Regions from separate parts of the Mus musculus genome. Here all the other regions are linked to region 1. Evidence: chromatin loops called from intact Hi-C (ENCODE). Cell type or tissue: left cerebral cortex. All regions are shown on one strand. Each heading gives the region's core, and the rest is flanking DNA. Links, peaks and the distances in the headings are about the cores only.

Region 1 (7,426 bases), core at 1,485-6,484:
GGTTAGAGACCAACCTGTTCTATGTTACAAACCCTATCTCTAAAAACCAAAGAGATTACAAATATAAAACCCACAATGGGTATGGTGGCACATACCTTTAATAGCACTTGGGAGGCAAAGGCAGGCCCGTGTCTGAGCTGGAGGTCAGCTTGGTTCCAGGACAGCTGGGCGTAAACAGAGAAACACTGTCTTGAAAAAAAAAACCAAAAGCCCCTTCCCATTAAAAAAAAAAAAAAAAATCCCTTTTCTTAGACTAGAAGAACAAATGACTAATCTTTTTCTTTTCTTTTCTTTTTTTTTTTTTTTTCTTTTTTGGTTTTTCAAGACAGGGTTTCTCTGTATAGCCCTGGCTGTCCTGGAACTCACTCTGTAGATCAGGCTGGCCCCAAATTTCAGAAATCTGCCTGTCTCTGCCTCCCAAGTGCTGGGATTAAAGGCGTGTGCCACCACGCCCGGCTCAAATTACTAATCTTATTGTATTTTTAAATTTGGTCACTTTAACTAGGATTTTGATTAGACTCGTATGGCCTGCTTATAAACTGAAATTTCCTTAGACATTTTGAGCTGCATTTCGACATGTAGAATCAGTTGCCTGCCTGTTAAACCTGAGAATCAAGCTGTATTTTGGAGTGTGAAGGGTCATTAGCCCACTCAAGTGGGTGGCTCTGCCAGCCTTGTCCTTCTCCAGCCTCTCTGCCTTGCTAATAAGCATTAGATTACATTCCTAAAGGTAGCCCCCAAGGTCCATTCCCTTATTTGGTTACTTTCTCCTCTTGAGGCTGATTACGAAGATAGAGCTATAAAAATACTGAAGTCCAGTAATCAAAAGCCCCATTTGGCTCACCTAATTAACATTTCCAATTAAAATATACTACCACATCCTAGCCCATTCTAACATAGATTTCCCCCTTTTTTCCCACATCTTAAAAAATTACACCTATAGGGCTGGAGAGATACCTCAGTAGTTAAGAGCACGGACTGCTCTTCTGGAGGTCCTGAGTTCAATTCCCAGCAACCTCATGGTGGCTCACAACCATCTGTAATAGGATCAGATGCCCTCTTCTGGTGTATCTAAAGACAGCTACAATGTACTCATCATATATATAAAATAAATAAAATCTTTTAAAAAATTACATCTGGGGGCTGGAGAGATGGCTTAGCAGTTAAGAGCACTGACTGTTCTTCCGAAGGTCCTGAGTTCAAATCCCAGCAACCACATGGTGGCTCACAACCATAATGAGATCTGACTCCCTCTTCTGGAGTGTCTGAAGACAGCTACAGTGTACTTACATATAAAATTAAAAATTTAAAATTTAAAATTACACCTATAAGGCCACTTACTTCTGTTTTTCATCCTAAGTCAGAAAGCAGTCCCTTTAACTTTTCTTCCCCACTTAATAAAGGGTCTTTCTTTGAAAACAAGTGTTTGGGTGTGGTTTGTGCTGCCTGAACAAGGTAAAAAGAGAACCCCTGCTCTTCTGGGTATTCCTTCAAGGTGTGCCAGGGACTGGCAAGCCAGCTGTTGCAGGATTTGAGAAAGCAGCCTCTGCTGGCCTCTTGAATGTCCCTTTATGGGAGAGATACGGTGTTCAGAGGCAAGAGAGTTGACTGTTAAACCCTGTTAGATACAATGAGAGTTGGAAAGATTTGAACTGACTGCTCACAACTGTAATTCCAGCTCCAGGGATTCCAACATCCTCAAACAGAGGGATGAAAGACCTTTAAAGGGAAGAAGAAGGGTAAGGATATACATCATATGAATGAGGTTGCAAGCAGTTCAGAGCAGATCTAAAACAGGAACTTAGTAATTACAAATAGAAACAAATAGAAACCTTAATTTGCAAGGATGTAACACAGAACAAACAGGAACTTATTAAATACAAACAGAAACCTTAACTTGCATAGGACAAACAGAAACTTACTAATTACAAATAGAAACTTTAACTTGCAAGGACTTAACTTAGGACAAATAAACTTTTTTGGTGGTTTGTTTGTTTTTTGAGACAGGGTTTCTCTGTTATAGCCCTGGCTGTCCTGGAACTCACTTTGTAGACCAGGCTGGCCTGGAACTCAGAAATCTGTCTGCCTCTGCCTCCTGAGTGCTGGGATTAAAGGCGCCACCACTGCTCGCTTTTTTTGGTGTTTTTTGAGTCAGTGTTTCTGTATAGCCTTGACTGTCCTGGAACTAGCCTATCAGGCTAGCCTCAGACTTAGAGATCTGCCTGCCTCTGCCTCCTGAGTTTAATCTCTGCTGGGATTAAAGGTGTGGGCCACTACTTCCTGGCAAGAAATATTTAACTGTTTAACTGCAAACAGAACCTTTAACCTATAAGGGTATATATTCCTGTTTTGGTCTCACCTGATTTAAGTATTCAAAAAATTATAAGAAATACCTACATTTTTCTTACAAATGTAAGTTCTCTTTATTCCTATTTATAACATTTGGAAAGCATGCCCAAAACATCAAAACACATTTTACACTGGAGTCAGGTATGTATTTATCATACACACTTTATCCTAAGTTCTCTTATAATTCCATAAAACGTCAGAGATTGTAATATGGAAAATATTAACGGTCGGGTTTTGATCTGCTTCGCCATGTTAATCAATCTTCCAGGATCTATATCCCCACAGAAGCAATTCAACCACATTTAGGATAACCTTCAAATCATCTGCTCAAGTAGTCTGAGGGTCCTCATCTATTTCTTTCTAGTTGCTATTTATCTATGGATAGATCATTTTCCAGTTGCTAAACCCATCCCTCCACCTAGCCCAGGAGCAGCAGGACTTGTATTACCTGTTAGCACTCACATTCTTATTAACCGGCAGAAGTAGGTAAAATGGATAACCTGTAATAGGTGTGAATGGACTGAGACTTGCCTAAAGTTATTATACTGGTTTTCAGATTCAGGTAAGAGAGATTCTGTAACATGAGATGTCCTAAGACCCAATTCCAGGCCCTGGTCTTGCCCGAGGCCGTTCTTTGCATTCCATGGGACTTGTGTTCTGAGTCCTGCCTTTCTCGCCTCTGCCCCGACACACTTGGGCAGCTAACCCGCAGACTCCTGGGCATGCCCAGCTCTACCTTCCCCCGCCTTTAGCACACACAATGTCTAACTGGACGTTCTCTTTCGTCTAGTCCTCAAGCTTCCTCCAGGTAGGCCTCCCAAACGTATAGGTGAGCCCCCTGTCCAGATGATGGGATTCCTGCGAGGGAGAGTCCGGGGACCGACATGCCTAAGAGCCTGGCACTTATGGTGCGAATCCCGGCCTGGTTGCCTGTGGATCAGCAGAAAATTGGGGCCTTGGGCGAGTCTCTGGTACGCCTCATTAACGACCGAGGAGACGGAGAAGGGTACGGATTATGGTTTAGGGCTAGATGCAGCCGTAAGGGCCACCGTATACCAGGTCAGAAGCCAAACGAAAAGTCAAACACCCAGCGGGCAAGCTCGCGACGCGCCTCAGCAACGACACCGCCAAGTTCTCGTGGGAGGAGCGCGACTGGCGGCACTCTCGCGGGAAGTGGAAGCTCCCGCAAGCAGGCGGGGGGCGTGACCGGAAGAAGGTGTATTTCAAAGTGGTAATAGATGGTTTTCTCACCCAATAAAATTGCAATTTATCCTCCTAAACCGGTAGAGCACGGGAGAAAAGGCGGGAGAGGCCAATAAGGGCTGAGAAGGGCGGGCCGGTGCCGGACGAGCGGAAGTGGGTCTTCGTGAGGCGGTGGAGGCTTGCTTGAACGGGTCTCCTCAGCGGCGGCTGGAGTCGGTACGTCCTTGCCCGAGCTCATCAGCCGAGGCGTCTGGCAGCAAACCCCAGCTCCAAGTAAGGCTGGGCTCCGCAGCATGGAAGCGGCGGGGCAGGGCGGTGCGGGCGTGGAGCGCGGGCGGCCTCTCGGCCCGCACTGGGGTTGGTGGCCGCCCGCCTCTCGCAGAACCGCGCTTCTCCGGCTTGGGCCCTCTGCCGCCTCTTTCCCGGAGAGCACGCGGTTGTCGGAACATGGAGCGGCGCCGTCGTCGGAAGTAGGGAAATGTCTTGTGTGGGGGTATCCGCTCGCCAACCCGCGGCCTGGCCGGAGAACCTCTTTCGCCAAGTAGGAAGGGAAACTGAGGCTCGGCGAGGGTTGGGGGTCGCCCAAGGTCACTCTCGGGGCCGGGCGGGCGGATTGCAGAGAACCTGAGCGAGGTTTTTGTTCCTTGCTGATGACGCAGCCTTTGTGTGGTCGCGTCGCCGCCCCGCCTTCCGGAGGCCTGCGAGTTTGCTGGGGCACCCGGGCCGCGTGGCGGGCCGTATCTAAGTTGCGAGAGTGCCGAGGACGCTTGCGGGCTTTGGAGCTGAATGGGGTTTGGGCTTCCAGGAGCCACTTTTGGTTCTATCTATGGTTAGTCAAGCGGGCGATTGCGACCTCCATCCTTAGCCCGGTGCCTGCTCGGGCCCTTCCCTCAGGGCCACATCTGTACACAGGGATAGGAAACTTAACCTTTAACATTGTTCGCAGTGGACGCCATTGTCCACATTTTGATTAGGGCGGGGGAGGAGTCCAGATATGGGCGTTCCTGCTTTTTGTTTTTTTAAACTTTACCCCTGGGCGTTTTAAGCTTCAGTTTTTCGGTCTGCCGTTTAGTTTAGGTTGCCCAAGTAATTGGGGGAGCCCGAGGTTCACAAAGGCTGAGGTAGTCTGAGGTCTTTCAGCCTGCAGATTGACTCTTGTTCCTGACAATGGTGAGAGGGAACCTCTCTCCAGCCCAGACCCCACACACACCTGGTGCTTTTTCTTTTTAATGGTTGGAGAAAACACTTGCGTCCCGGTTTGCCTGTGAGTTCGATGTGAAATGAGTGGAAAGTTGTCTTGCTTACTAAGTACTTTGAAGAGTGCTTGTGATTCCAGCCTTTCAGAGGTAGAGGCAGAAGAATCAGGAATCTGAGGATATGTTCGGTCCTAGGTGGAATCGAGGCTAGCCTGGGCTACTTGAGACTCCATTTCAATAACAGTTTTGGTTTTGTTTCCTAGCTTATTTGGTTGTTCCGCCCCCCCCCCCCCAGGAAAGTTGGTTTCTTGGTGACTGTAATATTTATTTCATTTCTGAACAAAGGGTATTTATTGTTTTGTTGGGACTGGAAATTGGACTCAGAGCCTCACAAATGTTAGGCAGCTCCTTTACTACTGAGTTACATCTCTGGTCCTCTTTTTATTATTACCAATACTGATGTGTTGTATGATGTGGGCACCCGGGTGCCATGATGTATATTTGGTGGTGAGAAGACAACTTTGTGAAGTCAACTCTTCCTGTTTTTTATGAGATTACTTCGGTTTCAATTAATTTATTGGATCTCTATAAAGCTAATGCATTACCTGCTATGGTAAACAAACTCCTCATTTTACTTTTTAGTTTGAGAGAGGGTCTTCCTAAGTTGCCTAGGCTACCCTTGAACTTCCTTGATAGTCCTGGCAGGCCTTGAATGTGGCAGTCCTCCTGACTCAACTGAGATCATGGGCCTGTAAGAATCCTACTACCAAGTCTTTTTTTTTTTTCCTGATAGAGAATATAATTTCACATGTATTGAAAGGATCCATTTCCCCTCTAGATCTGAAACTCTTCCATGTCCCTCAAGAAATAAAGTATAGCCAAACTGGTGGATCATGCTTGTAATCCTGTGTATTCAAGAGATTGGGGCAAGAGGATCATAAGTAACTGGGGCTGTGGAATGAGTTCTGGGCAAGTGAGTTAGCCTCATTCTCTCTGTAGGTGTGGGTTATATATGCTTCTAGAAACCAGTGTTGCCTCATCATTATTTGACTTCTTTGAGACCAGATCTCTAGGCCTTAGTAGGCTTCCTACCACCCTAACCCCCGCAGACTCACACAGTGGGGTTTACAGGTGAGCACTCTGCTGTAACTAAGCATTTGACATGGATACTGGAATCTGAACTCATGATTCTTTTTTGTTTGCTTGTTTTTGTTTTTAGAGACAGGGTTTCTCTGTATAGCCCTGGCTGTCCTGGAACTAACTCACTTTGGAGATCAGGCTGTCCTGGAACTCAGAAATCCGCCTGCCTCTGCCTCCCAAGTGCTAGGACTAAAGGCGTGCGCCACCAGTGGAGTCTATGGTATTTAATTTAGAGATATGGGTGGGCAGTAGTGGCACACGCCTTTAATCCCAAGCACTTGGGAGGCAGAAGCAGGTGGATCTGAGTTTGAGGCCAGCCTGGTCTCCAAAGTGAGTTCCAGGACAGCCAGGACTATACAGAGATCACTGACTCAAAAAAAGGAAGAAAAAAAAAGAGAGAGAGAAATTTCTTGAAGGTGTACCCAGACATTTGGGTTTTGTAATTCCAGATCTAGTCAAGTTGACAACCAAGAATAGCTATCATACTATGTAAAGGTGGATGGAAGAAATCCACAAAGTTATCTTCTGACCTTTATATTACACACTATATATGGCACATCATATGTGTGTCCATATGATAGTTTTTAAATTTATTCTGAGATAGGACCTCAACTGTATATCCCTGACTGGCCTCACATTTGCTATGTAGATCAGACTGGCCTCACACTCAGAGATCTGCGTGACTCTGCCTTCCAAGTATTATGTAAAGCACATTATGTGTTATGTCTTGGATACCAGAAGGTGACATAGATTTCTACATAAAATGCTTCTTTGGAATCATGTTTGTTTTGGTGGTGTCGATACGATAAGGAACAGTTTAAGAAGAAATTTTGTTTGCTAGTCACAGCTTCTTTGAAAAATAGAAGGGAAAATCAGAGTCACAGTTGTGCGGGTTTGATACTGCAGTAGTCATTCACCCTCCACTTGACAATAACTTGAATGTGGGAAGCCATCTAAAGCTCAATGTCACAAGCAAGCTGACAGTATCATAGTTGATTTCGTTAGCCAGTTTTCACTTGTAGAACACTACATTTTAAAAATTTATTGGCCATGTTATTGAGTATTGGACCTATAATTCAATGTTTTTATAAGGAACATGTTTCTGTAACTGTAAATGAAGCCAGTCAGGTGTGTGCAAGTTCAGGGAAGGAGGCTAGCTGTGTGTTTTAACTATATTTATTACCTTGTGACAATGAGAATGGAGGTGGCAGCAAGAAGACAGCCTACTGAGACTGTAGATTACCTGTGGGAAATGGAAGAAAAAAAGCAACTTGAGGTTTCTGTTCCTAATTTTCACTCATTCTGTGTCTTTCTTGCTCTAATTCTCTTCAATTTTTCCAGGGACATTTTGCCTGAATTCCTCACATAGAATATTTGTAACATTCTGGAGTTTTTAGCTTTTGGTCTACCGGCATTTAGTTTGCTTACCTCTTGGTTTTATGGTTTATTGTTTTGTTTTAGATAAAGGCTCACTATGTGATAATATCCCAGGCTTGGCCTCTATCTGAGTCTTTCTGATTTGCTCTCCCAGATTTGAA
Region 2 (7,426 bases), core at 1,104-6,103, 130 kb before region 1:
CAGACAAGAGAGTCCATACATAAGCAGGCTCTCCTCTCTGCGGGGACAATCACTTTGCAGGGACCAGACACTATATGGAAGAGTGCCCTGGCCAGGCACTCTTCCTGATGTCATCATCATGGCACCATGAAAACACATCCAATGGTGGTTCCTCTGGGAAAGTGGAAGAGCAGAGTAGTCAGAAGCCCAAGATCCATATGTTATGGTGAATGCCACATGCCCCCAAGTGTGACACATCCACATCACACCCCAGAGGATTTGGCAGTGAGCTTTTTGGAGAGAAGGTACTTTATAGATTCGTCAGTGTCAGGATCTCACGATGAGGCCAGCCTGGATGATCAGTAAAGGTCCTTATGAGGGAGAGATTTCCCACAAGTCAAGGAAATGCCAGGAGCCCTGGGAACTCGAGGCAGGAAGGCTCAGAACCTTTAGCTGGAGTACAATGTGACCTCAGACCTCTAGCCTCTAAGACTTGAGAGTAGAAGTCTGGCTTTAGGTCTCCTCTAACACTAATATGGATATGGAATCTCTGATCCCCTCCTGAGACCATCTCACAGCTGCTCGTGAGTTACTGGTCCAGAGATGAGATCACTGAGCCCAGATAATAGCAGTCAAATGTCCTGATGGCTAGATAAAGATCCAGTCTGTGAAACAGCAGTGCAGCTGCCTCAGGCCACTAATACACAGAGCCGTTTGCAGGGAGGGGATATTCATGCAGTGAAGAGAAGTCCACACAAGCACAGCACGCTTAAAGTGTTTGATGCCGTCAAAGGAAATAGTCATACCTAACATATAATTATAGCTTAAGTCGTTTAGGGGAGTCGGAACTTGTAATCAATGTTTATACATCTAGGAAAGTGCTCTGCAAAGAGTGTTTACTGTTGCTTTCATTCCACAAATTGAACAGCAAAGAGGTGGTCTCGATTCATGCTTCTGAGTGCAGGCTTTGAATGCCACAGCACCTGGAGACCAACTGCAGGAAACGAAGGAAGACAGCTGAAGTCTCTTTAAGAGAAACAGCACACACACACACACACACACACACACACACACACACACAAGGGATGGGGGGAGGGGCTTCTGGTGACATGGCAACTGTCACTACAGATTCTAGCTGCCCCTACCCCCATTACCTCTGCCAAGCCTCTCAGGGTGACTTGGAAGGAAGGTGGATCCTCACTTCCACCCCACCATTCCAGGCTAGGGACTACAACCCTGAGAGGGTGGCTGAGGGGACACCATCCCCAACCCTCTGAAATCCCCACAGCTCCCACTCCTCCCCTCCTTGCCACTCAGAGCCTCTCTCTGGGGCAGGGAAAGGGTCAGAGTTCTCATCCACATCCCACAGTTATCAAAAGATAGCCGAGAGGCAGAAGAAGCACTGTGGGACAGCAAATAGTCCTGAATGTGACAAGGCAAGCACCAGGTCCGCCAAGTGCAAAATGAACTAAGCTCCATTCTCTCTGGCGGCCTGACGTCTCTGGCCTTTGAGAAGGGCGGGCCATTCACCTAGATAGGAACATTCTTTACATTTTCAGTTACTGCTGACCAAGACCACATATTCAGGTTCGGCTGAGGCTAAGTACAGAGTGCCCTGCCTCAGGCATGCCTGTCTGAAGACACGGAGCCAATTAGCCTGTGAACTGCACTCACACCCATGTTGTGATGCCATGGTGGGACCCCCATGAGGTAAAGGACTCTCAGGAAATTAGACAGTCTGAGCTGAAGGTTGCCAGGCATCAACATCTATGCCAGGGCCTCTGTTTATTTAATCCACAGAGTGGAGAAGTAATGCTGTCTGACCTTAAGAGAGGAATGCTAAGCCCACACTGTGGAGGGATGAGCCTTTGATGCACATTCTCTAGACATGGGGCTGAGACATCATAGATCATCAGGATAATGGAGAAGAGAGAGTCGAGGCAACCAGGAAAGCCATTGAGGTCACAGGCTGCCTCAATCTGCCATTGTCAAGGTGGGAGCCCTCTGAAGACCTAGCTAGGACAACAGAATGAAGTTGCCCCAGCACGGAGTGACCAAAGGTCTACTCATGCTCTGTGGACATTGCTCTCATGGCAAGATAACTGATCCTAGACTTCCCAAGGCCTGTGCTAGAAGTGTCTCCACATCTGACTGTGAAAGTATCCAGAAGAAACACAGTAAGCCAGACTCTACAGCCATACACAAGGCTCTGATCACTACACTCAGCCCCTGGCTATCCCAGGGAAGGAGAGACACAGACATCAGGTGGGCCTGAGAAGCCCTATCCTCAGAGCCCAACCTTGATTATGACAGTGATAGCATGGCCTCTGTGAGGAGGCCAAGCCTGCAATCCATCAGTGAAGGCCAGCGGGCTGTGACCTAAGGGACACATGTGTAGGGTCAGTGGGGAAGGAAATCCTATTCATGCTGGTAACCCGTTATGCCAAAGATATGTGAGCCTGAATCCACAGTCCCTCCTCTACTGGATTGAGTGCAATAGTGCCCAATATGGAGACTGCCTCTAAGTGGCCACAGATGCCACAACTACTCTTGTGGTTCTGGTCTACTCACCAGGTCCTGAGGCCATCTGCCCTGCCCAGTTTCATCTGTCTATCAGCCTACAACACTGCTCACACCTTCAGGAGACACCTAGTCTCAGAGACAGAGTCAAGACCAGGATAGCACTCACCCCAGCTCTCAGAAGGCCCCCACTACTATGGTATGGGACTCTAACCTCCACATCACTACTTTTTAACTAAAGATGCAATATGTGTGTGTACACTAAAAATGTATGGAGATGAAAATAAACAAAAAGTGTGTTTACATATGTAATGCACACAATGTATATGTGTGTGCATGCAAGCACAGATACAATACACTCAGGCACACACACCAAACACACTACCACTCTTGTCATGCATGCCTGAGCTTCTGCTGCTTCTAAACGCTTCCTAGAAACTGTGCAGCAGCAAGTGGGTGAGCTTGGCTGAGGCCTTCCCTGGTCACACTGCAGTTTAAACAGCGGAAGCCTCTTCTGAAGCCTGCTGTCTGAGGATGGGCACCCTTCGACTGCATGTGATCTACGGTAGCCTTCTTTCCCTTGCTTACTTGTGAGTCTGTGCTCCCTCAGAAGCAAGAAGACTACACTGGAAATGGTCTTGCTTCACACGGATGGAACACCTGCTATATGTCTTGCTGAGAACTAAGAGCCAGGACTAGCTTGCAACCCTTCTCCAGAACAGCACAGGACATGGAGCACATACCATAAGGCTCAGTACTTCAGGCCTGGACTCTGCCAAGCCATATTCTCCAGGAGCCTCCTCCCAACACGGCACCTTCCCTACACCCACTGATACTCAGATGAGGATCTGAGGTTCCCTAAGGGAACCATCACATATGTGCCCTCTAAAGTGGGGACTGGACCACTACCAGCATACACTGGGGCTACGTTTGGGCAGAAGACAACAGGGCAGACACTGGGGAAAAGATGGAGGAAATAAGAACATTAACACTGAGACTCCAAGACTCAACAGTGCTAGGGCTAGCGACATCTGAAGGCCCATTGCCTTCCTGCCCACAGTGCTGCATTTCCACTTGGCCTTGAGCCAGGGCATTTCCCTAGATGAGGATTCTAAATCCTATCCAGATACACTGGAAATACAACAACATGCTACATGGGACTGGTTAAGAGATACTGTGAATGGTTCTAGCACATGGCCCAGCAGCTGAAATCAGTTAGAAGCCACTGCAGCTATCCACCACCAGGGGGAGCCATAGAAATGCCTGCCAGAAGGCAGCCACAGATCCCCACGCTAGTAAAGTGCCCCATTGGCTCAACAAAGGCAGTAACTGGAACTGTGCTAAAGGCCTGGTGTAAGGTGTGTCTGAGCTGCAGCCCAGAACTGTAAGCTTGTTTAAACAATGTGGGTTTTGGTTTTTGTTGTTTGGTGGTTTTTTTGTTTTTTTGTTTTTTGGGAGGTTTTTTTTTTTTTTTTTCTTTTGGTTTTTTCTTTGTCTGTTTTGTTTTTAATTTTTTTTAAATTTATTTTCTTTTAATTAAGTATTTCCTTCATTTACATTTCAAATGCTATCCCAAAATTCCCCCATACCCTCCCCCCACCCCCACTCCCACTTCTTGGCCCTGGCGTTCCCCAGTACTGAGGCATATAAAGTTTGCAAGACCAAGGGGCCTCTCTTCCCAATGATGGCCCACTAGGCCATCTTCTGCTACATATGCAGCTAGAGACACGAGCTCTGGGGGTACTGGGTAGTTCAAATTGTTGTTCTACCTATAGGGTTGCAGACCCCTTTAGCTCCTTGGGTACTTTCTCTAGCTCCTCCATTGGGGGCCCTGTGTTCCATCCAATAGCTGACTGTGAGCATCCACTTCTGTGTTTGCCAGGCCCCGGCTTTTTTTTTTTTTTTTTTTAAAGACAGGGTTTCTCTGTGAAGCCCTAGCTGTCATGGAACTCACTGTGTAGACCAGGCTGGGCTTGAACTCAAGAGATTACCTGACTCTGCCTCCCAAGTGAACTACCACCATCTGGCTGATATACACACACACACACACACACAGAGAACACAGGCTCTGCCTCCCAGGTCAGCAGGATGTATAGTAGGTGCCTGTGTTGGTAAAGATGGGCACACCTTGGAGCACGTATGTTGTGTATGTTGTGTATGCGTAGGTCAGTGTTTCTCTGGAAAGATTTTGACCTCTGTGATGCTGATTCTAGACCCTGGGGTAAAGTCTAAAGAAAAAAAAGAAAAAGAAACTGCCCAGGACTAACCTAAAACATAAATTGGAAATATGGTGTAAATAGACTATGTCCTGTGACACAATACCATTTCTATTAGAGTTGTGGGTTTGGCTGTTTTTTAAATTTTGTGTGTAAGGGTGTTTTGCTTGCATGTGTGTATTGCATGTTTGCTCGGGGCATCACAGATGATTTAAGAGGGCACTGGATCTAGAGTTACAAAGTTATGAGTTGTCATGTGGGTGCTGGGAACTACATCAAGGTCCTCTGGAAGGGCAGCCAGTGCTCTTAATCACGGAGCCATCTCTCCAACCCTAGAGTTGTGTTTAACAGGAACTTTGTGGAGAAATACTCACAGCATCAGTTTCACTATGAAGAATAATCAAAACTATTCATAAAATGTGGGAAATTTTTATTTACTTCTTTTAGTCTTTTTAGTGTTTCTAGAGTTTTTACAATGATCAGGGACCACACAGAGGGGAAAAAAAAGGGATTAGTGTAGTTTCTACAGCAAACATCCCTGCATGCTAAGGGTGAGAGATGGGTTTGAGTGGGTTTTGTCCTCTGACAAGCAGACAATGGAGTTGACAACAAAGAACGTTTTGAGTCAGGAAGCTAAGGTTAGGTGGGAGAAAACCAGCTTTCTAAAAATGTCAACTTTTCCCAAAAACATCAATCTCTGACCACTGAACAGATAGGAAAGAAGCTAGCGGAAAGGAAAGACCATTCCAGGAAAGAAAAGGAAAGAAGTTCCAGAACATTCACTCAGCAGGGTGAGGACATCCATGCTGACTACTCACAATGTCCCACCACCCTTGATGCTGGGGCTGGTGGACTCAGCCAAGGACAGAAGAGCACCCACAGAGGGGCTTCTCCAGCAGGGTCTACACTCTCAGCCGTAGGCCCCTCTGCTGCCAGCATGTGTTAGTCCCTTGGCAGGAATGACCCTTGGTCCTTGTGGAGTCCTTCTACTTGACTAGTAGTAATACACACTCCAGGGATGTGGAGGGCTCCAGCCTCAAATGCAGGTCTCTTGCCACAGCTCCCTGCTTTTCTTCCATTTTCACAGAGGTGGGACTCACACACGGGACAGAAACTTGTGAGCACAGGGCCTGCCACTGTTCATTACGCTTCCCATGTCACATATCACAGGAGATACAGAGGCACCTGCCAGATGATGGGTGAACCCCGTGATCAAATTGGAACAGCAGAGAAATGGATCCTGCTGCTTGAAAGAGTGAAGGTCACTATCCCTTCCATGGACACTGAGGCGAGGCAGACATTAGCATCTGTCTCCCAGATGTATAACTAGAGTTGAATCATAACCCACTTGTGATGAATAATCTTGGTTGTCAATTTGACTGCATACAGAAGGAAACTTTTTTTTTTTTGGTTCAAGACAGGGTTTCTCACAGAAGGTAACTGAAACCCAAGACGCTGGGCACTCCTGTGAGGAATTTTCTTAATCTGATTATTTGAGCAGGAAGACCCACCCTAAATCTGGGTCACATCTTCCAGTGCCAGCCCACAGAAAAGGACACAGAGGAAGAAACCTTTGCTTTTTGCCTGCCTGTCCTCACTCTCACTGGCAAGTTCATCTACCCTGTTGCTGCGGAACTCCTTCAGTGGTGATAGAAACAACTTCTCCAGGATTCCAACGCAGACTGAAGATCAGCTACTCCCCAGGAATCCTTCAGGACCATAGCACCAGATTAGGACTGCTGAAACAGCCAGCCTACAGACTGGACAACTACCAGTTCTCAGCCTTACCAGCATGAGACTTTGCAGTACCCAGACTAGGTCCTATATAGATAGATCCCAATCTAGTACAGGGATATATATATATATATATATATATATATATATATATATATATATATATATACACACACATACATACATATATATATAATTTTAAAACATATTAAGAATTGAAATTCAAATACTTATAATGTATATATCTGATATACATACATACATATGTATACATACACACACATACACACGCACACATACACACCCTATCTTGCTCTTTCAGAGAATCCTAATATACCACCCTGTGCATGAGACGACATGTGTCATAAAAAAGCTCTGTCACACTGCTGTTACACTAACCAGACCTCCTGACGTCTCATTCCACATTTCAGCAAATGTTCTGCCTGTGTGTGACTGGCCTCTTCCTTCTGTTTGAAAACACTCTGCTGGTCACCTCCTTGCAGGACCTGAAAGGTCTGCCACATCCACCTGGTTCCCCGGTGGGCTCCAGCACTTGGCTTGGCCCCCGAGGGATGTGCCCATGACACAGAACACTCGCCAGTACTCCTACGATGGTTCTGTCAGTGTTGGGTCAGGAGTGATAGGTAGTTGTAGGCAGACCTCTTCCAGCTCTCTAAAGCACAGTGCTGGGCTGACATGCCTCTGTCTGAGGTCCTGGCCCCTTGCCAAGTGCTTCCTCTTCAGACCCTTTGCATATTCTATACCGACTTCCAGGAAGGTGGGAGGTCTTCTGGGCCACCAGGTAGGTTGTCTCGCCTTTTCGTAGCTGAGTGTCGAGTGTGTACTGAACTGGACTGGGTTTAAATGTAGAGGCATGGATGAAGGGCCCTTCCCAGGGCAGAAGTTTCCAGATGGTAGATGTCTTCTGCTGTTTCCTGAACAAATAAGAAACAGAAAAGATTAAAAAAAAAAAGAAG
Region 3 (7,426 bases), core at 1,521-6,520, 65 kb before region 1:
TGTGTGTGAGCTTGGAACTGAATCCAGGACCTCATACATACTAGGCAAGGACTCGTGGCTGAGCTACAGCCCCTCTAAAGTATGCTCTGAAGGTAAAGATAAGCATAAAGTCCTTAGTAAGGGAGGTTTTCTTTCTGGAAGAAAACAGGCCCCACACTGCATTAGCTTAGGACTCCCTGAATGTGGGATCCTCCTCTGGACAGTCCTTGGGCTGGTTGTTTCCTTGCTTGGTGTCATCTTGGAATCATTTCATACGGGAAGGCTGTCTCAGAACTGGGAGCAAACTTAAGGCCATCAACAGGTGCTCAGAGCCACCCCATGACCCCACACTACCATGTCCTGAAAGACCACTGAGAGGCCATATCCACCCCCACCCACCCCACCCCACCAACAACTCCACTCTCCACTGTCCCAGCCATTCTCTGCCCTTCTCTTTCCCCACTTTCTCCACCACCAAGTGCCACATCGTTCCCACGGGCAGCTTGGTGGCAGCTCTTTCCGATGGCTGCTCTGGGGTGTAAGCTGCCTGAAGCTCCCTCAGCCAATGTTCAGCAGATTCATCATGTCTTCCCATGCTCTGGGGTGCTCCCAGGTGGGACGGAGGCAAAAGTGCGCCTCCTGTCATTATCTCTTTAAAAAAAAAAAAGACTTGTATTCAGTCCCTAAAGAAGGCAAGGCCACAGCACTGTTATTGGGCACACCTCCACTGCTACGGGAGCTACAAAGCCAGAAAGAGTTACTGTTTTTGTCTAGGGTCAACTATCACTAAGTTCAACCTTCTCTTTCGTCATAGCAGTGAGTAAAAAAAGCAAGGCCTGCCATTTAAACTATCTTTAAGCATGCAGTTCACTGTTGAGCAGTTCACACCATTGTCTAACACCCTGCCCAACCTGTCTCCATCCTAAAATGAAACAGTTTCATTAAAGTGACTCCTCATCCCCCTGCTCCTACCAGCCCTTTGCAACCTCTGTGCCCTGTGTCTCTATGGAGTTGTCCATTTTTCCCCCTTCCCTTTCTCTCTCTTGCTCTGGCCCTGATCGCTCTGGGCCCTGCCCTCTCTGGGCCAGGAGTTGTCCTTTTTTTTTTTTAAAGATTTATTTGTTGATTATATGTAAATACACTGTAGCTGTCTTCAGACACTCCAGAAGAGGGAATCAGACCTCATTACCGATGGTTGTGAGCCACCATGTGGTTGCTGGGATTTGAACTCTGGACCGTCGGAAGAGCAGTCAGGTGCTCTTACCCACTGAGCCTTCTCACCAGCCCAAGTTGTCCATTTTAATGACTTCCTAAGGCAGTAAAAACCCTGTACATTCATTCTGTCGTTCACTGACTTGAATCCAAGCTCCGAAGGACTCCACAGTTATACAGGCAAGCCAGGTGTTTAGGAGCCTGCTGTGGAGTACTGTGGACGTAGTTCAGTTGGAATGCTTGCACAAGGCCCTGAGTTCAAACCCCAGCACTGCATAAGCCAGGACAGACAGTGTGTGCCTATAATCCCAACACTGGGAGGTGAAGGTAGAGCAGAAGTTCAAGATCACCCTTAGCTACATAGTGAGTTCAAGGCCAACCTACTTGCTTTAGCATCTGTGGATGTGGCCTCCCAGGGCCCATGCTGGCTGGGCTACAGATCTTGTCACCAGGTACTGTCATAAGAAAGGAAAGAAGGAATCAGAAGAGGGAGGGAAGAAAAGACTCTGATAAGGTTTGGATATGAAATTACATCACAGACTCCACCATATCTTTTGCCACCATGAAACTATACCCAACCACATGGGACCAAGAAACTCTGGGACTGAATCCTCTCCACCACAAACCCCTCCTCCGTCTGTCCAGCTATGTCAAGCGGCCACCACAAGGAGAAGAGCAATGGAGAGTGGAACGTGCTTAGCGTCTGCTTTTTTCCTACCCACGTCTATGGCAACTGCTCCTCTCTCTTCACTGCCCAGGTGAATGGGCCGTGGGCAGTTCCCTGACGGGAAGGGCTTGCTACCCCAGGAGAAGTCAGTCCATCTGTCATCCTGAATATTTTGTCTGCCAAGTAACAAACTGCCACCCACCTTGCCACTCGACATGACCCATTTTATTAGGGCACAGCTCTGTGGGTCAGATGCCAGGTACCACATGCTCACGCTCTCTGCTCTGTGAGAATCTACTGAAGAGAAACCATGTCCAGGCTCACTCACCCAGGTAGCTGGCAGAACCCGATACCAGGTGATGGCACATGTGAGGCTCCCTCCAACATGCCTCTAGTGTGCCCCTCCCTCCCTCAGCAGCAACCTAACATGCTGCCTTCTTTCTCTGCTCTCTACGCCCTGCTGGAGACAGTGCCAGTTCCCGGTGAATACTGAACCAGACGCACTGCATGGCTAAGAGGAGAGTACCGAGCCACAACGTGATGAAGCGGGACCTAAAATGTCATCACATACAAGAGAGCTAGAGTGTGGAATTTCAGGGGCCAGTTTTAACATGTGGTTCTTGCACCCCATGATCTGCCCTGCCCCACGAGCTCAGCTCTCTGTGCAAGCTCAAGATGCACAAACTGCCATCATTTCCCCCTCCTCGGGTGATATGACGTTTCCCCGGGGTCTGTCCTTATCTTAGTGCAAGCAGCGGTCCTCCCGCTGTATCTAAGACTCTCAAGTGTGCTGTGTCTTTAGCTTCTTTACAGACAAACAGAGTGTTTTTCTTCAGTGTTGGGTCTATTTCCCATCACAACGCTTCGCATTTCTGGAAGCAACAGCAGATCTGCACACTTGGCTCGGTTCCCCAGGCACCTATTCATGGTCCGAGGTGCTGAAACTGACGTCATTGATGGGGTGGAAAGGGAGGAACAGAAAGACCAAGTTCTGGTCAAAGTTACACAGTGGCTCCTGGTACTGATGGGTCAGGTGAGACAGGTCCTGCTCCCTTCTGTCCTGAGCCGTTCACCCCTGGTGCTGTGACAAGTCATCAAACACTAACACCCTCTTTCTGACTGTTCCTCACTGCAGCTCCTAGAAAACTCAGGAAGGTCCAAGGTGGCCAGAGAGGCTGCATAACCAATACAAAGCCTCCTTTTGGGAAGATGCAATGTGGAGAACTAGATAAAGGGGAGCAGCTACATGCTGCAACTATACTAAATGCTTGAATTGCTCACTTTATTTTTTTAAGATCTACTTATTATTATATGTAAGTACACTGTAGCTGCCTTTAGACACACCAGAAGATAGCATCAGATCTCATTATGGATGGTTGTGAGCCACTATGTAGCTGCTGGGATTTGAACTCAGAACCTTCAGACGAGCAGTCATTGCTCTTAACCACTGAGCCATCTCACCAGCCTGAATTGCTCACTTTAAAGTGATCAATTTGAAGCTCAAGTGTAGCTCAGTGGTAGGACACTTGCCAGAGCACATAGCACCCTGCCTCTAATTCCTAGCACAGAAAAAAGAAGAGTGAAGGAAGAAAAAAAAAGGAGAAAGAAGAAAAAGAAGTAAATTTTATGATACCTGGATTTTACTTTTTGAAGATTTATTTCCTTGTTTTTATTTATGTGTTATGTGTATCTGTGTGATTGTATGCCACGTGTGTATGGGTGTCCATGTGTGGATGCCCACATAGGAGAGTGCATCAGGTCCTCTGGAGCTAGCATTGCAGGTAGCTATGAGCTGCCCGTGTGGATAGTGGGAATCTAAGCTCAGCCCTGCAACAACAGCAAGTGCCTTTCACCACTGAGCAACTCTCCAACTCTGAGGGTTTTTGAAGGAGGAAGAGGAGGAAGAGGAGGAGGAGGCAGTGGCAGCAATGACGATGACAAAGAAGTCCTAGACAGGAAACCTGACTCTCCCTGTGAAGGTGCAGCCTGGAGAAGCCGCCTCCTTTACAGCCCACTGGAAGAACTCAGTGTGGGTGCACCTGGTACCTCCCGCCTTCCCTGTAAATAAGCAGCACCAGGCAATCACTTCCCAGACCCATCAGAAATCCAGTAACCAAGTAAACTCCATGTTACAGCAGAAACAGACATGAACCAAGAGGTAGGAAACAGACAAGACAGTTACACCAGTCTCTTTTAATCCTTATGTACAGTGGGTGTAATCATTTAGGAAAAAGACAATTTAAACTCAACGTTTACAAAACTGGTCAGGACAGGTTTGTCTTTTAGAGTTGAAGAAAATAAACTTAGGCCAGGCAGTGGTGGCGCACCCCTTTAATCCCAGCACTTGGGAGGCAGAGGCAGGCAGATTTCTGAGTTCAAGACCAGCCTGGTCTACAGAGTGAGTTCCAGGAAGCCAGGGATACACAGAGAAACCCTGTCTCAAAACAAACAAACAACAAAAACAAAAAAAACAAAAACAAAAAAAGAAAGAAAGAAAATAAACTTAGGCCTTTTAAAATTGTATTTTATGTGTATGGGTGCTTTGCCTGTATGTATCTCTGTGTACCGCACATGCAGAGCCGAAAGGGGCCAGAAGAGGGCACTAGATCCTCTGGGACTGGCGTGGTTACAGACAGTTACAGAGAGCAGGCACGTGGGTGCTGAGAATCCAGCCCTCTGGAAGAGCAGCCAAGCCCTCCAGCCCTCCAGCCCTCCAGCCCTCCAGCCCTCCAGCCCTCCAGCCCTCCAGCCCTCCAGCCCCAAGTTTAGGGCTCTTAATGAGACCATCTTTCTGTGTCTTACTGGCTCATGCATCTAAAAGGAAAATGTTTTTGAGACAGGACCCTGCTCCCTAGTCCAAGCTGGCCTCAAACTGGAGAATCCACCCACCTCATCCTCCCAGTAAGCTGGAATTACAGGTGTGCAGCATCACACATCACCTAAAATTATTTTAATACAGCTAAAACCCACAGCTCACAGTGCATCATTTATAGCTTTCTTCCCTTCCCTGAACTCTTCACATAACTGTTATGGAGGGGAACGACATCAGGTTTCTTAATAATTTTGTCAAAACGCCCACCTGGCATTCCCCTTACCCAGTACTTAAACTGACATCACTGGCACTTTGACCCATCAGCTCAATGAGAGTCACGCATCACACACCCCGGCTGGAGGAAGAACTCACAAATGTGGATAAATGGGCCCACTAGATCGATCCTGACGTTCCGAGAAAAGAGATTTTATGCCTTTCTATATTCAGAAAAAAAAAAAAAAGAAAAAAGAAAAAAGCTCTTTTGCTTCTGCCTTGGAAGGAAGCAAATTTACAGAGCTCCCACTAAAAGGACCACGGGTTGTGTCTTTCTCACCACCAAAGACATCTCATTGATTAGAGCCAGTCAGTTCTTTCTCATGTGCAGAGACTGGGAGTCCCTTGACTTGGGGCACCCAAAGGACTCCCCTAGCAATTCAGTTCAGGGCACCCAGAGGCCCACACTGATGCTCAGCACAACGCACTCAGGGTTTCCTACAGTTCCTTGGCATTGGACATACAGCTTGGGGAGGGACGCGGACTATCAGGTCACCTCAGCATAGCTGACCACCAGTCAAACAACACTTGCGCCTCTGGCTAATTATAGATAGTTTTACTCTCCAAAAAGCTTGCTGTTTCTCTCACAGTGCTGTGGACAACAATTATTTTTAAATCCCTGGCCTGGGAACTCCCTGGAAGGGAGGCTGCACAGGCTGAAGATACTCTTTTTCAACTCTGCAAAAACATTAAAGGTTACAAAGGTTATTTCAGACCGGGGCCTGAGTCCATCGGCCAACATACAAATGTTGGAACTCGCTCGGTCATGTCCACCCCACCTTACAACACAGACTTCACCTGAGCCCAGCTCTTCTGGCCCCTCCAGACAGCTTGGTTGTTGCCATATGTCATCCTAAAATGTATTTTTGGTTGTTTTTAACTCTATAAAAAGGGTGTCATGCGTATGTGGTATTTTGAGGCTGGTGTTTTGCACTTAGCATGATGCTGCTGAGACTTGTTCACACCCTGCTCCACTGTGACTCATACCACAGCCCAGCCCCAGAGTGGACACTCCATGGTCCATCAGCCATGACCTGAGGGACACCTGGGACTTCTGGTTTCTTACTGTCCTGAGCAGGGCTCCATGAACTCGTGAACCCTAGTGTATCTCTGGAGGCAGAGCTAACTCCAGCAGCTGCTGTTAATCAACTGCGGCAAACCCTGTGCCTGAGAACAGTGGAGCATAATGTCTCCTGTGCAGAAGACGAGAGAGCAGCAAGGCAGCCCTGGGCTTTCTCGTGCCCCAGATCTGGGCCCAGCACACAACAGCCTCCACTTACACTCACAGCACGCAACGGTGCCTCTCTGGCCCTCCACTGTCCCACCTCCCTCTGACCCCCATCTTCTCTCACTTCCCTGACTATCACCTGACACTTGTAACTTCAGGACCTTCCCAATTAACTGGGGAAATCCCACTAACCGAGAGACACCCGGTTAGCAGCCACAGTTCCACGGCTTCAGCTTCCATACAGCAACCTTCCATCAGGGTCTCCAGGGATTGGAGGGGAGGGGAAGATCTGAGGACCACTGTTAAACCAGATGCAGCTGCACTGCTCTGCTCAGACCCCAGGAGCCTGTCAGGCCTTCTAGGACCTGGCTCAAAGGACTTCACAAGGCTAGGCGGGAAGGGCAGGGGTGACTCAGTTGTGGTACCAGGACCCCTCAAGCCACTGAGTTTCTTGTCCGAGGTGGGTGTGAGCAGAGTCAGACACCATTCGATGTGACGGCTCTCTGCACCTGGTGTCCTAAAGACACCACATCTCCTAACAAAGGAGAATGCTTGCAAGCCAGCTCGTAGTCCCAAGACAGGAGCCTTGGTTTCTGGGTCCATGTGGACTCCTGGCATATGAATGGTCACCACACAGCACAGGGTTTGAGTCAGTGTCCTCATGCTGACACCCAGCAAGACACCAGGAGCTGCACACTCTTCTCTGCTCTGCAGATCGCTCAGCATCCCCGCCCCCCATGGTGGTGGCACAGTACAGACACCCAGTGCCAAGGATATGGCTGGCCACCATGATGGCTAACTTTCCCATGAACGTTACAACTTCACTCAGCTGTGAAAAGCTATCTTCCTTCCAAGAAGTGGATGAAATTATGTAGCCTCTCAGTGTGAAACACCATCTGTGCAGAGCTGGGAAGAATCCAGCACTCCCAGTCAGCTTGAAATTCCCCTCTTCACTCAGATATGGTCACTCCAGCTCCAACCTGGAACCCCCCAACTATTACATATACAGTACAAACACAGCCGTGCTTCTGATCCGGAAGATTCTGAAGGGCTGTCATTGAGACATAATCAATAACACCAGCGACAAAGAGAAACCCAACAAATGAAGTTCTCAAGCCAGAGCCACTATCAGAAAGATAGCCTCTTTGACGATGTTTTATAGAGGGACCTGTGGGCCTGATGGAAAATAGCCACAGGAAGACAACAAGCAAGCAACGTGGAAAGGGAGCAAGCGGGCAGATGGTATCAGCCAGCC
Region 4 (7,426 bases), core at 1,356-6,355, 48 kb before region 1:
TCCTCTTAGGCCAACTTCCTCCCTTGGTAACCAGCAATGTCACCCAGGTCAGTCAGAGAAGGTCACCACCTGCCTGGACTTTCTAACACAAACATCCTTTCTGAGAAAGTCTTTGCCTGCACTCTCTAAGCAATATGGACAGCTCAGCCTCTGAGCCTTCACCACACACCTTTCTCTCACAGACGCCAAACCCAGAATAGCAGGAGTCTAATAGTACTTCATCAAGGAGGGGGGGGAGCTGTTCAAAGGCTGAGTTTAAGAAAATCAATGAAAATATAATGCTTTGACATGTCATTTTAACATAAACTATTATTCACCGGGTATATTTTTCCTCCAACTCAGTTTTTAGTGCTTTGGAAACCAAAATTTTTGTCATTTAGAAAATAATCTAAGCATTTCCCATTGCTTCTCTGAACTGTAGGAATAACAACATTTTTCAAAATATTTCCACCACAAGTTATGAACATGGTCTGTATGTGTTCGGTTTTAAACCATAGCAGCAGTTACATTTAAATGTTGTTTAAATAGTGTATCTAAATAGGAAGTGAAAGGGGATCAAGTCTGAAGCAATCTCCCCAGACAGCCCCCCTCCTCCCCCACACCCCACCTCCACTCCTGCCACCATTTAACTCTTCCAGGCCCAGAATCATTTCAGGACCAACTCTCAATTCACTTGTGCCAAAATATGTTCAAATATAGGAAGGAGAAACATAATCGCTTCATAACTGAAGGGAAAAAAATCTAAGCTTTGGTTTGAAAAATTAAAAACTACTAGGATGACCTACCGCAACCCAAATGCTTCAAACAATCAAGACACCGACATTCAACAATGAATCTCAAACCAGAGATGCCTCACCATTAGACTGGCCACAGGGCATCAGCTCTGGAGACAGTCATGGCCAGAGCAAGATCTCAGACAGAGATATGGCTCAAGTCCAGAGGTCAAGGACAGTAACAGACAGCTTATTGAGAAATGACAATGAGGAAGAGGACAGCTGCAGGGGGGGGGGGTCTAACCTATCTCTTCCCTTCTAAAAAGTACATGGCTTTGGGCTGAATCACCCAAAGTTACCAACTCAGCTCTCCACTTGCCATGGTCTGTACCTAGAAAGCAATCTACTGCTCAACAGGGAACGTTATGGACATGATACTTAACTTTGGGGCACAACAAAGGAAGACCACTGTGAATTAACTGTGAGTGATAACCAATGGTTAAGTAGGCACTGCTCCTTCCTTTCAAACAGTTAAGGAGGGTCACAGAACACACCTTTCCTACTGTAGCACTGCTGGAATGGCACCTGGACGCCCCAGCGCCCCACAAGCATTCTGTCTTAGTCAGGGTTTCTATTCCTGCACAAACATCATGACAAAGAAGCAGTTGGGGAGGAAAGGGTTTATTCAGCTTACACTTCCATACTGCTGTTCATCACCAAGGAAGTCAGGACTGGAACTCAAGCAGGTCAGGAAGCAGGAGCTGATGCAGAGGCCATGGAGGGATGTTCTTTACTGGCTTGCTTCCTCTGGCTTGCTCAGCCTGCTCTCTAGTAGAGCCCAAGACTACCTGCCTAGAGATTGGGGGGGGGGGGGCGCACAAGGGGCCTTTTCCCCTTGATCACTAATTGAGAAAATGCCTTACAGCCTTACAGTTGGATCTCATGGAGGCATTTCCTCAACTGAAGTCCTTTCTCTGTGATAATTCCAGCTATGTCAAGTTGACACAAAACTAGCCGGTACACATTCTGAGAAGCATTCTGAGAGACAGGGACGTAGCTCGGGCATGCAAACACTCCCACCTGCTCCCCTGACATTTGTTATTGAAAAAGTAAATCCCACCTCTGCAATGACTTTTTCAGTACTGAACTTGTGTTGTTGTTGTTGTTGTTGTTGTTGTCGTTTGGTTTTGTTTTTCTTGTGCTAAAAATTCACTCAATTGGGGCGGGGGGCACTCCTTGTGCAGATAAGCAGAGCAGGAGCTGCTGCAGCCGCTAGCAGACCCACTAACCATCAGCAGGCAGGACTGTGCACATTGAAGGGATTGCAGCAAAGAGAGTGCCAGACGCCTAGGGCGTGGCTAAGGGCAAGCAAGACTCAAACCACACCCATCGCAAGGGTCGCAAGGGTTCCCCACACACAACCCCACCCCCCAGTATATTTGCCCACAACCAGGAAGACAGGAGCACGAGCCGCTGCTGCACCAGCGCACAAGACTCCAGAATACCTTCTGTCCAGTCCGAGGCTGATCAAAGGCAGCCCCATGCTTTGTAAGCCTTCACCCCAACATTCTCTAACCTAAGGAAAAACTTCCCGACCTCGGCAGACAAAAACTGTAACAGATTCAGATCCCTGAAAGTCCCCTAAACCTCAAATGCCAGTCTTCCAAACAGACCAGCTGTCTCTCCAGAATACTCGCCCCACTCCGAGAGACCATTCACAGAGTCTGGGACAGAAACCCTAAATCAAGAAATGTGGCTAGTCACGGCGGGAGAGCGGTCAGTTCCTTGGGTGGGCCAAAGAGAAGGAGGCCTCTGACTTCGGAGATACCAGCACGCAGCCGCTGCACTGCTCCCGCCCTTAGTCTTTGCAGTGACCCCACCCAGGTCGTGACCCTCTGAAGACCTCCAGCGTTGGCGTCCCCAGACTCCGCCAACCCCCAACACGCAGCTTTGGACGCCGCAGCTGCGTCCTGGATCTTCGCTGGATCCTAGCTTTGCATCGCCCAGCTGCGAACAGAGCGCACCGGGTCCGGCTCCGGGCTGCCAGCCCCAGGCAGGCAGCGGGACGCAGCGCCCGCAGTGCGACTGGCACGGCTGCCGGGGCGCGCCGCCTGGACCCGAACTGGCTGGTGAATCGCACCTCCGGCCCACTGAAGCTTCAAGCTCCACGAGCCTCACCCCGCGACTGGGCAGAGGACTGGTCGGAGATCCAAAAGGGTGCAGGCGGCTACCGGAACAGGATAGAGATGAGAACTGGACCAAGATCCAATTACTCCGTTTTGGGATAGAGGACCAGACCGCGGCGTGAGGGACCTCTAAGATACGGGAAGAAAGAGTCTGACCAAAGCCTAAGGTTGGAGAAAGGGGAATGAAACGGTCGGTTCCCAAGTGCGAAGGGAGGGTGGGAGACCCACTATCCTAGGACAGAATAATTGTGTTGCGAAAAGATGAAGGAGCATCAGCGGTGAGGCTAGAGGGAACCAAGAGAAGTAGGGGCTCTGAGCACGCAGGCTGGGACCGCTGGGTGCGAGCTGGAGCCAGCCCATCTAGTATCCAGACGAGGAGAAACATGACAGTACACCCAGGCCCGAAAGAAAGAGCCCCGTCTGGTACTGGAAAAGAGCAGTCAATGCGCGCCAGGTACATGGTCTGTCCAAGTCGCGGAATGCAGGGAAAGGGCATCCCATGAACTGGAGAAAGAAATTCATACAGGGCCAAGGAAACGAGGTCTATCTATCAAGGAGGGACCTGCAGGATAAGGGATCTGGAGGGGGGAAAGCGCGACGCCGGGACATGGTCCGCAGCTGGAGCCGCTCACCTTGGGTTTGTACAGCCACTTTCGGAATCTGTTCATCATCGCCGCGCCGGCCCGAGCCACGCTCCGGGCGGCCCTCGCCCTCTGCAGCGCTGCGCCCGGGTCCGGCTGCGGCGCGGGGTGGACACGCAGGCAGGGCCGGGACCTGCTTGAGCAAGCAGATCGTGTGCGCGGCGCCTAGCGCCGAGCAGCTGGCTGCAGGTGCGCGGGGCAGGTGCGCGGCCGGAAGGATGCTCAGCAAGCGGCGCGCGGCCGACCCAAACCCGCGAGCGGGCGGGCGCGCGGAAAGGCGCGGGCACAGGGCGCGCGGTGCTTCACGGCTTAAGAGCACCCAGCGCCTCCGCCGGTCACGACCGCACATGCGCCGGAGGCGCCGCACGCCCCCGGCCCGCTGCAAGTGGTGGATGGGGCGAGCCCGGCGAGGCCGCCAATCCCCGCCCAACGCCACGCCGTACCCCACCCGGGACGCGCACCAAGGGAGGGAGGCTCAGGACTACAGGTCCCGGCGCCCACCGCGGGCAGGGCCTGCGCGGCGTTGCTAGGTGACGGCGCCCAAACGATGCCTAGGCGATCTGCGGGTACCGGAGCTGGCCAGTGAACGCTCCCGCCCGCGGCGCCTGGACAGACTACGAGGTTAAAGCCAAGGAAGGCCAAGAGGCCCGCAGGTAGGCAGGCAGGTTAAGGTGAGGGGCCGCCACAGGGAGCCAGGCACAGCCCATCCTCTTCTCCCTAACTCGTTTTCTCCAGTTCTCCAATCTTTGCCTATTTTCTGGCCTTAGCGAGCTACCTTTGCGCTTTTCTTCCCACCTCCAAAAATAAAAGTAGGGTGTTTTCCACCACCTCCAATCAATCTCTCTCTCTCCCTCCCTCTCCCTCCCTCCCTCCCTCCCTCCCTCCCTCCCTCTCTCCCTCTCTCCCTCTCTCCCTCTCTCTCTCTCTCTGTTAACAGGTGACCCAGATGACTACCTCTTAATACAGTGTGTGTACCCTAGCAGTTCCTGCATCTTCCCTTAGCCCCTCAGCCCTGGACCTGCTTTGTAGCTCCCTTCTTACTCCTTGGAAGCTGCTCTCCACCCATTTCTATGTAGTTCCAGGCAGCTACGTGGTTTTAAAAACATTTTTTCCCTCCAGCCTAAATGCTTGAATTCAGATGTTTGCCTGTTCTTCACTATTTGTACAACTAACAGATCACCTTAGAGTCAACATGTCCACAACTGTATACTCTCTCAGTCATAAAAACTGCTTGTGGGGCTGGGAAGATAGCTCAATCAGTGACGTGTTTGCCTAATTAGTGGAAGAAGGTTCAGCATGCCAGAACTCACTGGAAAAACAAAAACAAAAACAAAAACCCTAGGCATGGACTGGAGAGATAGCACGGTGATTAAGAGCAGTGGGTGCTCTTGGCAAGGCCCCAGATTCAGTCACCAGCACCTCCATGGCTGCTCACAACTTTCTGTAACTCCACCTCCAAATAATCAAACCCCTCTTCTGGACTTCATGGGCCCTGCATGCATGTGATGCACATACATACATGCAGGCAAATACACATAAACATAAGAAATAAATATATTTTTGTAAAAAAGGCCAGGCATTATGACATTTACAATCGCTGCACTTCAGAGGCTAAGAAGATGGACCCACGGGGTTCACTAGTCAATGTAGCCTATTGCCTAGTTGGTGAGCACCACAATAATGGGAAACTCTGCCCAAAACACAAGGTGGAGCTGGGCGTGGCGGCGCACGCCTTTAATCCCAGCACTTGGGAGGCAGAGGCAGGCAGATTTCTGAGTTTGAGGCCATCCTGGTCTACAAAGTGAGTTCCAGGACAGCCAGGGCTACACTACGGTCATTTTCTGGCCGCCCCATGGAAGTGCACACACTTACATATGCACCCATATATACACGCACATAAAAATAAGTAAAAAAATTTTAAAAGAAAACTAAAAGCAGCTCTTCCCAAAGCCATCATCTTCTCCAAGTGAAGACGTTGAGCAGACACATGAATTCATGTCCAGTAGTAAGTAGATTAATAAATTATCTGGTGTCTGTTCACCCTTGGCCAACTCCAAAGCCTGGGGCTATTACTGTGCAGAAGCTGTTTCTATGCTTCATATTGGAAGTTGTGCCCAAGATAAAGGCTGAGCCCAAGGAGGTAGGTATATCAGGATCAGGCTTAACTATAGGCAGAAAGATCCCAGCATGACAGATTTGTTCACATTCAAGAGATGTGTGCAGGGCTGGTGAGATGGCTCAGCGGGTAAGAGCACTGACTACTCTTTTGAAGGTTCTGAGTTCAAAACCCAACAACCACATGGTGGCTCACAACCACCCGTAATGAGATCTGATGCCCTCTTCTGGTGTGTCTGAAGTCAGCTACAGTGTACTTACATATAAATCTTTAAAAAAGAGAGAGAGATGTGTGCAGAGGTAATTCTGGACATGCAACAGGAACCAGCTTTCTGGCTACCATCCTTGACCTGTTTACTGAGGATTCAGGATGGCTGCACTGGTTCTAGCCATCGCCTCCTAAGCCCATGAACCTACTGGAAAAGAGAAGAAAGAGATGTCCTACACTTCAGGCTAATGCTCCCACAGTTTATTCTCTAGTACTTCTGAGAGATGGAAGAACTTGTACACACGACCATAGCCAGCTTTCAAGGAGGCTGAGAAATGTCACTGACCGGTTGGGTAACAATAGGCCCAAGTGAGAGTCAGGCTTTGTAGTTCAGGAGGGAAGAGAAAGCTGCAAGGAGTGGCTTCATAGCCTGTTGTAGAAATTTTTAATTCCAACCTGGGGTTTCTACACAGTCTTTGACCATTTAGTTCATGGATAAAAGACACAACCTTTATATTTACAATAAGCCTTAAACAGCACAACAGCTGAGCAGATACCTACCTTATATGCAATTAGAATCTACTTTCCTATTGATAACCCCAAATTATTACTTACTACTTACTATGTTTCATCTGGGCTGCTCTTAACTTCAATTGGCCAGCCCTCGAGGCCAGCTCATCTAAACCTATGGTGGCTTCTCCTTCCTCCTGCACCTTCTTCTTCTCATGGTTCTTCTCCAATCCCAAGCCCAGAAAATCTAAACCCCACCGATGTCTCTTCTGCTCAGCTATTAGCTATTGGCATCTTTATATACCAATCAGAAATAGCCTGGGGGCAGGGTCACTTAGGTCTATGTGCAGACTCCTGGTCTTTCCCCTCCCCCAACACTTAACATTGTGATACACAGTAAAAGACAAAACCTCAACAGTAGCCGCCACACTTAGCAGAGCAGCTTTAGTTGTGGGGAAAGAGGGTGCTTTCACTAACATATGTTTGATATGGCCTAAGCTGTTGAAGTGGATTGCATCTGATAGAAACGAACCCTCCTTGCTTGCTTCAGCCTGCCTTCCAGGTTACCTCAAGGGCCAGACCATTGAGCCCTGATTCGAGAATGGAGTTAAAGAGCCATATTTAAAGGTAATCAATCCACTTAGGAGTTAGATCTCAATTCTCACCCGCAAACTAAATAATACTGAGATACTTGAGATGTGGCTCAGTATTGGACCAATTACCCAGTGTAGGAGATGCTGTGGGTTCTGTCTCTTGCACTAAAAGCAAGTAAACAGACAATTATTTTAAGTAAAGCTGAGTCTGGCTGTGGATATGTGGGCCTGTGATCCCAGCACTGAGGAAGCAGAGGCAGGAGGATGGAGATTTTGAAGCCAGACTCCACTACATATCAAGACCACCTTCCCCAAAACAAAAATAAACAAGAAAAAAATTAAACCAAAACTTAGTGTAGAGTTGAGGTGCTCGAAGCATGCTTCAGAGTTGGCTGAGCCCATGCCTGTTCTCCAGTCGCAGATATGATTGTTTTTCTCAAACTTTAGGTGAATTTCAGAG

What was found. Hi-C counts contacts between places; a loop is a spot of excess contacts. Peaks named below come from ENCODE experiments on the same cell type or tissue, not always from the same donor. Only the 100,000 strongest peaks of a DNase experiment are listed, where the experiment ranks them.
Region 2: a loop joins it to region 1, with 2.3 times the contacts of the local background. A loop is called at or near these places in 7 of 42 quality-filtered maps.
Region 3: a loop joins it to region 1, with 2.4 times the contacts of the local background. A loop is called at or near these places in 6 of 42 quality-filtered maps.
Region 4: a loop joins it to region 1, with 2.4 times the contacts of the local background. A loop is called at or near these places in 6 of 42 quality-filtered maps.

What each region holds. Positions count from the first base shown.
Region 1 is chr5:34,332,717-34,340,142 of GRCm38, forward strand. Rnf4 (ring finger protein 4) reads left to right here and starts at 3,534. Exons shown (of 8, transcript NM_011278.5): 1 at 3,534-3,825. It also overlaps A830049F12Rik. In left cerebral cortex, for the core only: no CTCF peak of the experiment used is centred there; DNase peaks (open chromatin) are centred at 3,574 and 4,181; H3K4me3 peaks cover 2,385 bases; H3K27ac peaks cover 1,681 bases.
Region 2 is chr5:34,206,682-34,214,107 of GRCm38, forward strand. The region is part of intron 8 of Zfyve28 (zinc finger, FYVE domain containing 28); the gene reads right to left. Among named protein-coding and RNA genes, the nearest start is that of Mxd4, 23 kb to the left of the region's middle. In left cerebral cortex, for the core only: a CTCF peak has its summit at 3,743 (motif pointing right); a DNase peak (open chromatin) is centred at 3,744.
Region 3 is chr5:34,267,485-34,274,910 of GRCm38, forward strand. The region is part of intron 1 of Zfyve28 (zinc finger, FYVE domain containing 28); the gene reads right to left. Among named protein-coding and RNA genes, the nearest start is that of Zfyve28, 17 kb to the right of the region's middle. In left cerebral cortex, for the core only: a CTCF peak has its summit at 4,424 (motif pointing right); DNase peaks (open chromatin) are centred at 2,719, 4,462 and 5,886; H3K27ac peaks cover 1,341 bases.
Region 4 is chr5:34,284,568-34,291,993 of GRCm38, forward strand. Zfyve28 (zinc finger, FYVE domain containing 28) reads right to left here and starts at 3,757. Exons shown (of 13, transcript NM_001015039.1): 1 at 3,532-3,757. The coding sequence starts at 3,570. Cfap99 (cilia and flagella associated protein 99) reads left to right here and starts at 4,098. Exons shown (of 16, transcript NM_001370805.1): 1 at 4,098-4,193. In left cerebral cortex, for the core only: a CTCF peak has its summit at 3,896; DNase peaks (open chromatin) are centred at 2,092, 2,416, 2,788, 3,386 and 1 more place; H3K4me3 peaks cover 3,213 bases; H3K27ac peaks cover 2,376 bases.